2 separate regions of the Homo sapiens genome follow, and region 2 is linked to region 1. Evidence: chromatin contacts called from ENCODE Hi-C or POLR2A ChIA-PET data. All regions are on one chromosome and are shown on one strand. The core of a region is the stretch at or near the end of the contact, and the rest is flanking DNA. Distances in the headings are between cores, read along the strand shown.

Region 1 (5,334 bases), core at 1-2,500:
AGGTGCCCTTTTGTCCTGTAAAGACTACAAACCCCCTACAAAGCTAAGTGGGTGTGAAAGGGCCAGATCGCGCGGTTCATTTCCGGTAACCATCCCGGATTGGCAGCCCCCCTGCCGAGAGCCTCCTAGGCAGAGGCCAGCTTTCTTAGCCATTTCCAAGACCCCCGATACACTGGTCGCGGCGCCAGGTTTCTCCGCACGCTGGCGCGACGGGGCGGCCGCCCCACGTGGGGAGTGCGCCCGGGCTGGCCAGAGCATCCTCCCGGCCGGCCAAGGCCCAGCGCGCGGCCGCCCGCGTGTTCCCCGCGCCCCCACCCCACCCGAGCTCCAGGCAGAAGCCCCGCCGGGGCCAGCCTCTGGGCGGGGGTGCCGGGGGCGCCGCCGCGGGCCGGGCGCGAAGCGGAACCGCGCGGGAGGTCGGGCGCGGGGCCGCGTCCGGCCGCACCATGTGGCGGCGGCGGCGGCTGATGGGAGCGAGGCATCATGGCGGAGCACAATAAAGAGAGGCTTCTCGGGAGGGAGGGAGGGGGAGGAGAGCGAGGGAGGGGGGAGAGGAAGGGGGGGTCTCCTCCGCCCGCGCCGAGCAGGCCGCAGCGCCCCCGCCTCGCAGCGCGGCCGCCGCGGCGCGGGCCACCCAGGCCCCCAGCCCAGCCGCGCACAAAAAAGGGCGCCGAGTCCGCGGGCCCCCGCCCGGCCGCGCCGCGCCCCCCCGCCCGGCGCCCCCCGCGCGCGCCCCGGGCCCCGCCGGCGGCCTGCGGGCCGGGGCGGGCGGCGAAGATGGCGGCGCGGGCCGGCCCCCGGGCTCGCTGCTCTCACCTGAGGTCTCGTCGGCCCCGTCGTGGTTGGAGTTGAGCTCCTTTTTACTGACTTTGGCCGCCGGCGCCGACATGGTGCTGCTCCGCGGTCGGGGGGGGAGCGGGGAGGGGGAGAGAAGGGAAGGCGAAGGGGGCGGGCAAGCGGCTTCCCCTCACGCCACACGCGCGGGCGCCCGCTCGGTCCGGCCGCCTCCTCCCGGCGCTCGCTCGCTCTCCCTCCCCCTCGCTCGCTCGCGCGCGCTACCCTCGCGGCCTGACGCCGAGGGACGGGCTGGGGCGGCGTGCCGGGCCCCGGCCCGGGCTCCTGTTCGCGGAGGGGAGGCGGAGGCGGCGGCGGCGGGCGGCTCGGCTCCCTCACTCGCGCTCGGCGATCCAGCCAGCTCGCTGCTCGCTCTCCCGAGCCGCCTCCTCCTCCACCTCCTCCTACGGCGAGGGGCGGGCGCAGGGCGCAGGCGCGCCAGGCCCCGCGCGGATGCTCCGCCTCCGGCCGGGGAGGCTCGCGCCGCGGCGCCATTGGCCTGGGCGGCGGGATGAGGGGGCGGAGTCGCGGCGCGGAGACACAGGGCCCGGCGAGAGGTGGGAGGAAGGCGCGCGGCGACGCACGGCCGCCCCCCGCGCCGCGTCCCCTCCCCCGCTCTCCCCTCTCCGGCCCGACCCAGGACACTGGCGCGCGGCAGGCCGGTGGGCGGGGCGTCGCACGGAGGCGCGGGTGCCCCCGGCCGGCGCGTCACGTGGTGAGCGAGCGGCTTCCCTGCTCCGCGGGGCACCGGGAGCGGGGCGCCCACCACCCCGAAAGTGCAGGCCCGGCCTCGTATGGGGGCCCCGAATTCCGCCCGGCCTCTCGGCGCCTTCCACTTCGTGGAGAAAGCAGGGGGCACCCCATTCTGGATGCCAGATGGGGAACTGCCGATCGGACTCAAACTCGGGCTCGTGTGCGAAGCCCCAGGCTGTGTAATCCGCGCGCAGGGCCATTCCTGGGTTTTAGTCCAAGCCCTGCCCAGCAAGCTTGTACCCTTGAGCAAGTCACCCTTCCTCTCTGAACCCGTTTCTGTTATGAAATGATAAAGGTTACGACACTGAAGCCACATTAAACTCGAAGTCCTGTGAAGGCAGGGAGGTACCACATTAGTCCGCGGTGCCCAGCGCCCGCAAGAATCATACTGAGCGTTAAGTGCCAGTTTCAGCAGCGCATGGCACGGTTATCTCACCGAGGCCTCACAACAGCCCCAAGCGATAGGCGGTGTTCTGTTCATAGAGATGAAAGGGGCCAACAAGTTCTACTTGAGAGGCAAAGTTCTGAACCACTAAGGAGGGCCAAAGCATTTTGTTTAAATAATACTTTTCAAGTAATGCGGATGCCCCACATTCTGTCCCTCCAGCACCCCAAGACATGAACCATAAAAAGCCAGAAAAACCCTGATTAGTAGCATTTGTTTGTTTGTTTTGAGACGGGAGTCTTGCTCTGTCCCCCAGGCTGGAGTGCAGTGGCGCAATCTTGGCTCACTGCAAGCTCTGCCTCTCGGGTTCAAGCAATTCTCCTGCCTCGGCCTCCCGAGTAGCTGGGGCTACAGGCACGTGCCACCATGCCCGGCTAATTTTTGTATTTTTAGTAGAGATGGAGTTTCACCACCTTGGCCAGGCTGGTCTACTGACCTGGGGTGATCCACTCACCTCGTCCTCCCAAAGTGCTGGGATTACAGGCGGGAGCCACTGCGCCCGGCCAGTACCATTTGTTGATTTTAGTGATACGCTGGCCAATTTCAAATCCTGGCCATGCAATAGCTCACTCCTGTTATCCCAACACTTTGGGAGGCCAAGGCAGGAGGATCGCTTGGGCCCAGGAATTCCAGGCTTCAATGAGCCCCAATGCAGCCACTGCACTGAAGCCTGAGTGACAGAGCAAGACCCTATCTCTAAAACAAAAACAAAAAAATACCTGAAATCTCTCTTTGGACATTTTTAACCAGAACTTGGGGTTGGAATTCTGCCTTCCAGAACTCACACTTTACCATTGGCTCTTTTTTTTTTTTTTTTTTTTTGGTGGGGGAGGGGACCAAGTCTCATTCTGTCTTCCAGGCTGGAGTGCAGTGGTGCCATCTCAGCTCACTGCAACCTCCGCCTCCCGGGTTCAAGTGATTCTCCTGCCTCAGCATCCTGAGTTGCTAGGATTACAGATGTGAGTCACCACGCCCTGCTAATTTTTGTATTTTTTGGTAGAGACAGGTTTTCACCATGTTGGCCAGACTGGTCTCAAACTCCTGACCTCAGGTGATCCACCTGCCTCTGCCTCCCAAAGTGCTGAGATTACAGGCATGAGCCACTGAGCTCGGCCCACTATCAGCTCTTAAAGCTCAAGCAGCATCTTTCATGTTCAAGACAGTGCACGGTGAGTGTCTTAGCCTCCCGAGTATCTGGGATTACAGGCGCCCACTACCATGCCAAGCTAATTTTTGTATTTTTTAGTAGAGACGGGGTTTCACCATGTTGGCCAGGCTGGTCTCGAACTCCCGACCTCAGGTGATCTGCCCACCTCGGCCTCCCAAAGTGCTGGGACTACAGGCATGAGCCACCCACTGTGCCTAGCATAAACTAAACTTTGTTGCAAGTGACAGAACCAAGATTCTAAACCAAGTAGCAATTGACAAAGCCCTTACCTTAAAACAGTTTTTCTATTTTTATTGTTGTTATTATTATGAGACAGGGTCTCTCTCTGTCGCCCAGAACCATGGCTCACTGCAGCCTTGACCTCCTGGGCTCTGGGGATTCTTACACCTCAGCCTTCTGAGTAGCTGGGACCACAGGCAAGCACCACTGCCACCTTGCCTGGCTAATTTTGTTTTTATCTTTTGTAGAGAGGAGGTATCACCATGTTGCCCAGGCTGGTCTCAAACTCCTGAGCTCAAACCATCCTTCAGCCTCAGCCTTCCAGAGCTCTGGGATTACAAGAGTTAGCCATCGCACCCTGCCTCAGTTTTTTTAATGTGACCAACAGTCAGAAGTACTTTTGACATCATGACCTAGCACACACAAACCAAAACTTACCCTTACCAAGGGTGATGTGATTCTAATTTCCTATTTAAAATGCAGGTCACACCCCACCAAATTGATTTCACGACCCGCTCCTGGGCTGAGTCTGTCTGAGAACACTATGCCAAGGGCTGGCTGCTTCCATCCTCAAAGCCTGACCCATAGGGTCACTCCTGACCCACAATGTCTCCTAAGTGCCTTATCTGCCTGTTTCCCAAGCACCTGCAGGGGTCCCAGGGAACCCTGTAATGCCTTCTGATGGGGGAGTGGGCTTTCAGGTTCCCTTTCTGGCCTCCCAACCCTCCCTGCCACCTCCCTGCCCCTCTTTTCCTGCCCTTCCCCACACAGTGCTTCTCAAGATAAATATGAGCACACTAGGAAGTTGAAGAGAAAGAGAAAGCAAAAGGGCCAGGGGTGTGAGTAAACACAGGCGAGCCGGGGGCACACTGAGAGGTTATTCACCCACTCTTAGGACTCTGCTCTCTCCCCGTCTCCAACACCAGAAGCTCTGCATTCTCTCTTCTTGGCCTCTCCCCTCACTCAGAATTCCTCCCTTGCCTCTCTCCTCTCCTCCTGGCCCCTCTGGTTGTTTTTTTTTTTGTTGTTGTTGTTGTTGTTCTTGTCGCCCAGGCTGGAGTGCAATGGCACGAACTCGGCTCATTGCAACCTCCGCCTCCGGAGTTCAAGCAATTCTCCTGCCTTAGCCCCCCAAGTAGCTGGGATTACAGGCATGCATCGTCACGCCTGGCTAACTGTCTTTGGTAGAGATGGGGTTTAGCCATGTTGGCCAGGCTGGTCTTGAACTTCTGACCTCAGGTGATCTGCCCACCTCGGCCTCCCAAAGTGCTGGGATTACAGGCGTCAGCCACCGCGCCCGGCCCCCGGCTCCCTTTGAAGAGGACAGAACCCCACCGCCAGAAAGACTGGAACAGAGAGAGGCTGGCATTCCCCCACAGTGCTGCAGTGTCCCAAGCACAGACCAAAAAATCTCCAGAGCCTGGAACATCTCCCCCGCCACAGACACATACACATCTCTTTGAGCCTCCTGTTCTGATCTGTAAAATTGGGATGTCCACAGCATACGGCTGTGAGGATAGAGAAGTGCTTGGCACAGCTTCTGGCATGCCATCAGTGCCTACTAAGCAGCAGGAGCTGTTCTTTGGGTTTAGATGAACCCCCTCACACCTTTCCATCCCTTCCAGTCCTGTTAATGCTCCCAGGAAGCTCACTGGAAGGAAACTAGGAAGACTCACCCACATTTTGCTGCGCACAAATGCACTCTAGAGCACTGATGATGTGCTAGGCGCTGTCTAGTGCTCCCCTTAGATTTCAGACTCACAGCAAGCCTGGAGATCAGTACTGTGGATCCCATTTTATAGAAGAGAAAACAAGCACAAGTTGTTTTATGTGGCTCACCCAGCAAGGTAGGTTTCAAGCTGGGCAGGAGGTCTCTGCATCCCATGTGGAGGAAAAGGGACTGAGACCCAGTAAA
Region 2 (5,334 bases), core at 1,326-3,825, 1.3 Mb before region 1:
TCACAGAACCAGTGGCTGGATGAACAGGCCAGTCTCACAAGGGACTTAAATTGGCCAGTGGAAAGTCCACAGGTACATTTTGAACATATGGGGGTAATAATGTCTTGTGTTTGCTTTCCTCTTCATCTCTGCAGATTAGCGTTTTTTCCACTAATTTGGCATGCACATGGACAAAAATTGCCTCTTAGCGATTTTTTTTTTTTTTTTTTTTTGAGACTGGGTCTTGCTCTGTCACCCAGGCTGGAGTACAGTGGCACAATCTCGGCTCATTGCAACCTCCTCCTCTTAAATTCAATGGATTCTCTTGCCTCAGCCTCCTGAGTAGCTGGGATTACAGGTGCAGGTGCGTGCCGCCATGCCAGGCTAATTTTTGTTTTTTGTTTTTGTTATGAGACGGAGTCTTGCTCTGTTACCAGGCTGGAGTGCAGTGGCACGATCTCGGCTGACTGCAGCCTCCACCTCCCGGGTTCAAGCAATTATCCTGCCTCAGCCTCCCGAGTAGATGAGACTACAGGCCCATGCCACCACACCCAGCTAATTTTTGTATTTTTAGTAGAGTTGGGGGTTTCACCATGTTGGCCAGGATAGTCTCAATCTCTTGACCTTGTGATCCGCCCGCCTTGGTCTCCTGAAGTGCTGGAATTACAGGCGTGAGTCATTGTGCCCAGCCATTTTTTTTTTTAGTAGAAATGAGGTTTAGTAGAGATGCCCATGTTGGCCAGGCTGGTCTCAAACTCCTGACCTCAAGTGATCCGCTTGCCTCGGCCTCCCAAAGTGCCAGGATTATAGGCGTGAGCCACTGCGTCCAGCCCCTCTTAGCAATTTTTACCTTTTAGCTCTAGCACCTATTCCCATAGAGTTTTTCATGCAAGTCCTTGAGTCAGATGCTCAACTATGGCAGTGGGGTTGAGAAGTGGGATCCCTTCTCTTAGAAAGGGACATCACCTATGTGTTTGCAGAGCCATCTTAAAGTGGGAAGTGAATGAATTGGCAAGCGTTTTAGTGGAAAATCTTTTTCCTTGGTGTTAACTAAGTTTCAGATGCCAGGGCCTTAAACATTTTTTTCCTGTAATATTTTTGTAATATTTTGCACCCACTCTACCACTGCCCCCTCCAACTTGGAAATATTTAGAGTTTAGAAATAAGTCAGGACTTTAAAAATCTGGCTTTTTCTTCTCATTAATAATTTAGCTTGTATACTTCTTTCTTCTTTAGTCTTTGGATTGCATTCAAAGTTCTCCCTGGTATTTAGAGTGAGATTTCTTTCTCTCTCTATCACCCTCTTTTCTTCCTTTCCTGGGTCGGTCTTGAACTTGTTTTCTGGGGGAGAGAATCACCTATGGAGACTAGTGTGGGATGTTTGAGAGGCACAGTTGGTTTTCCAGGGCTGAGAAGAATGCAGGACAGCTAGAGGCGGGGAAGCTGGTTGAACCTTTGCACCTGCTGATTGATCAAGCTTGGGAAAGAGACCAATTCATATTTAGACAGCTTTCGTGGTCCAATCTCTGCATAGAAATCAGGAAATGAACCAGAAGATTCCGTTTTCAGGTTGAAGCCAGACACTGAGGGGCTTGACTAAGCTCCTCTTGCTTACAATAAAATGGAGCATTTTTTAAATTATAAAGAGCAAGATTTTGCTTTCTGAGATTAGCGTCGATCTTTCATCAGTGTTGATGCAGCCAAACACAGTTACAAGTTATATCCATCCTTCTAAGACTAATTTTATAACTTCATTATCCCTAATACTTTTCCTCTTCAAGTTATTTGACAATACCATACCTATCTGGAGGAGTAATTTTTAAACTATTTAAAAAATTAGGTGGTTTTTTCGGTTTGTTTTTTGAGACAGAGTCTCACTCTGTTGCCCAGGCTGGAGTGCAATGGCACAATCTGGCTCACTGCAGCCTCGACCTCCCCAGGCCCAGGTCATCCTCCCACCTCAGCCTCCCAAGTAGTGGGACCCACAGGCGCATGACACCACACCCAGCTAATTTTTATTTTTATTTTTTGTGCAGAGTGGGTCTCGCCATGTTGCTCAGGCTGGTCTCGAACTCCTGGGCTCAAGTGATCCTCCCATTCAGCCTCCCCAAGTGCTGGGATTATAGTCATTGAGCCATGACGCCCAGCAGAAATTAGGTGTTTTTTTTTTTTTAATGAAAAAAAGTAAGCAGTTTAATTTTTTTTTTTTTTTTTGAGACAGAGTCTCACTCTGTCACCCAAGCTGGAGTGCAGTGGTGCGATCTTGGCTCACTGCAACCTCCACCTCCCAGGTTCAAGTTCCTGAATAGCTGGGATTACAGGCGCTCGCCACCATACCCAGCTAATTTTTGTATTTTTAGTAGAGACGGGGTTTTGCCATTTTGGCCAGGCTGGTCTTGAACTCCTGACCTCAGGTGATCCAGCCACCTGGGCCTCCCAAAGTGTTGGGATTACAGGCGTGAGCCACCACGCCGGCCTTAAAATCTTATTTTTTTACAGTGTCTTTCACTCCGCATCTTTGGGGCAGTTAGAGATGTTTGTTTTTGTTTGTTGCTTTTACCGCATCCGTAGAAACAAGAGAGGAACTGAAAGTGACTAAGGTGTTCTAAGAACGTCAAAATAGGCTAGAAGTTTATTGCTGCTTTTTAAAGGGATACATTCCATAGCAGTTTCCCCTCCTAATCTCATCTGCTCAGACTCTAGCACAGTCAAAATTCTGGCACTTTTTCTACAGGTTGTGATTTTCCCCTTTCTCTTCATTTCAGAACACATTTGGCTCAGAGCACCGCTGCATTCATTAGTCCTGAGGCTTCTACTTTCTGAGCCCTTCCATTTGTTGCACATCCAACAACAGCCTCCTTAATGCCCTTTTACACAATATAATTATTGTTATAAAAATATGAAAATGCAACTTTTTGTACTCTATGTGTCTTTCTGCATTCTTTTTTTTTTTCTTTTTTTTTTTTTTTTTTGACAGGATCTCACTCTGTTGCCCAGGCTGGAATGCAGTGGTGTGATCACAGCTGTCTGTAGCCTTGACCTCCCAGGCTCAAGTGATCCTTCCACCTCAGCCTCCTGGGTAGCTGAGACTATAGGCGTGCGCCACCACACCCAGCTAACTTTGTGTATTTTTTTTTTTTGTAGAGATGAGGGTCTTGCTATGTTGCCGAGGCTGGTCTCAAACTCCTGGGCCCAAATGATCCTCCTTCCTCAGCCTCCCAAAGTGCTGGGATTATAGGCATGAGCCGCCGCACCCGGCCTCCACATTCTTTATATCACTAACTTCATCCATATGCAGCTGCCTCCTAAACTTCAGCTAAGTTTTATTTTTTTAACCCACACATATATTTTTATCATATATTTGCTTACATTCTTATCTCGTGTTCAGAATGCAACTACAAAGAGCCATGAACGTAGTGTTTTCATTTCTACAACAGAAACAGACTCCTTAGTGTTTTCATTTCTGCAACAGAAACAGACTTATGACTAATTATAACAATTAAGCCTAAGTTTGTACCTGTTTTTATTTTATTTACTTATTTGAGACGAAGTCTTCCTCTGTCGCCCAGGCTGGAGTGCAGTGGCACCATCATGTCTCACTGCAACCTCCGCCTCCTGGGGTCAAGCGATTCTCCTGCCTCAGCCTCCCAAGTAGCTGGGATTACAGGCGCCTGCCACCATGCTTGGCTAGTTTTTTTGTTTTGTTTTGTTTCTTTTTGAGACAGAGTATCACTCTGTCACCAGGCTGGAGTGCAGTGGCATAATCTCAGCTCACTGCAACCTCCGCCTCCCAGGTTCAAGCGATTCTCCTGCCTCTGCCTCCAGAGTAGCTGAGACTACAGGCCTTTGCCACCATGCCCAGCTAATTTTTGTATTTTTAGTAGAGATGGGGTTTCACCATGTTGGTCAAGATGGATTTTTTTGTATTTTTAGTAGAGACGGGGTTTCACCATATTGGCCAGGCTGGTCTCAGACTGCTGACCTCAAGTGATCCACCCGCCTTGGCCTCCCAAAGTGCTAGGATTACAGGTGTGAGCCACCATACCCAGCCTGTACCTGTTTTTAATGGCAAGTTCTAGAATTGCATTTTAATGAGATTTGAATTCAGTAAGACCTTTCATTTTGTGTGCTTTTCCTTTCTAATTAAAATCTGTTGTATTAACTTGAATGTACAACTAGGGCACTGTGGTGCTGGAGCCCCTTTTTGTCAGTTACCTCACAGGCTCCTGCTATAGGAGACATTTTCAACCCAGGGAGCACAGCACCCTAATTCAAAAACCAGTTTCAGAAACAGCAGATGAATATATGATTTTGTGGAATCTGCATCTACTCCTATTGTCAAAACATAAGGTATCTGTGATCCTTGAAATAAACCTTCTATTCCTAAGTCACCATAGTGTTTGGAAGAAAAACAACAAAAGGAAAAAACAAATAAACCTTCTAATTCTGCCTTTCACATGTAATTTATTCTTTTTGTGGGCAAGCAATGAAGTCACTTTGGGTAATCCTTTTTCATCACTTTTAGGTTGAAAAATATATTTGAGTATTTCTGCTTTTAATATTCTCAATTTGGCAGGGCACAGTGGCTCACGCCTGTAAGCCCAGCACTTTGGGAGGCTGAGGTGGGCAGATCACAAGGTCGGGAGATCAAGACCATCCTTGCTAACATGGTGAAATCCTATCTCTACTAAAAATACAAAAAATTAGCCGGGTGTGGTGGCGGGCGTCTGTAGTCCCAGCTACTCGGGAGGCTGAGGCAGGAGAATCGCTTGAACCCGAGAGGCGGAGGTCGCAGTGAGCTGAGATCGCACCACTGCACTCCAGCCTGTGCAACAGAGCGAGACTCCGTCTCAAAAAAAAAAAAAAAAAATCTCAATTTGTCTATGGAAATTAATTTAAATCTTTGTTAAAAGCTCGAGAAGTTAATTTCAGGTGGTATTTGTGATGGCACATTTTTGTTTGTAAAGTTCTTTTTTGAGACAGAGTCTGGCTGTGTCACCCAGGCTAGAGTGTAGTGGTGCGATCTCAGCTCACTGCAACCTCCACCTCCCTGGTTCAAGTGATTCTCCTGCCTCAGCCTCCTGAGTAGCTGGGATTACAGGTGCAAGCCATCATGCCCAGCCTTTTTTTTTTTTTTTTTTTTTTTTTTGAGACAGTCTTGCTCTGTCACCAGGCTGGAGTGCAATGGCGCCATCTCATCTCACTGCAACCTCCACCTCCTGGGTTCAAGCGATTCTCCTGCTTCAGCCTCCCAAGTAGCTGGGACTACAGGTAGCTGCCACCATGCATGGCTAATTTTTGTGTTTTTAGTAGAGACAGGGTTTCACCATGTTGGCCAGGCTGGTCTTGAACTCC

Evidence for each region. Hi-C counts contacts between places; a loop is a spot of excess contacts on that map. ChIA-PET counts read pairs that join two places held with the same protein, here RNA polymerase II (POLR2A). Pooled maps may share reads with other maps.
Region 2: a loop to region 1 is called in a pooled map, with 5 times the contacts of the local background. The contact joins the enhancer-like site here to the promoter of SET in region 1. A Hi-C loop is called at or near these places in 2 of 50 pooled maps. POLR2A ChIA-PET finds 5 or more read pairs at or near these places in 4 of 52 experiments (WTC11, activated B cell and activated T-cell).

The regions. Positions count from the first base shown.
Region 1 is chr9:128,685,138-128,690,471 of GRCh38, reverse strand. It overlaps SET (SET nuclear proto-oncogene), which reads right to left and starts at 1,250. Exons shown (of 8, transcript NM_003011.4): 1 at 817-1,250. The coding sequence starts at 889. RefSeq lists silencers at 381-500, 881-1,790 and enhancers at 2,077-2,953, 4,304-4,403, 4,444-4,533.
Region 2 is chr9:130,004,857-130,010,190 of GRCh38, reverse strand. All of the region lies in intron 1 of FNBP1 (formin binding protein 1), which reads left to right. Among named protein-coding and RNA genes, the nearest start is that of FNBP1, 36 kb to the left of the region's middle. RefSeq lists enhancers at 92-141, 2,191-2,240, 2,401-2,550. Within about 2 kb of position 2,575, at least 8 of the 41 ENCODE cell types and tissues checked have a DNase peak (open chromatin) inside an H3K27ac peak, as active enhancers do.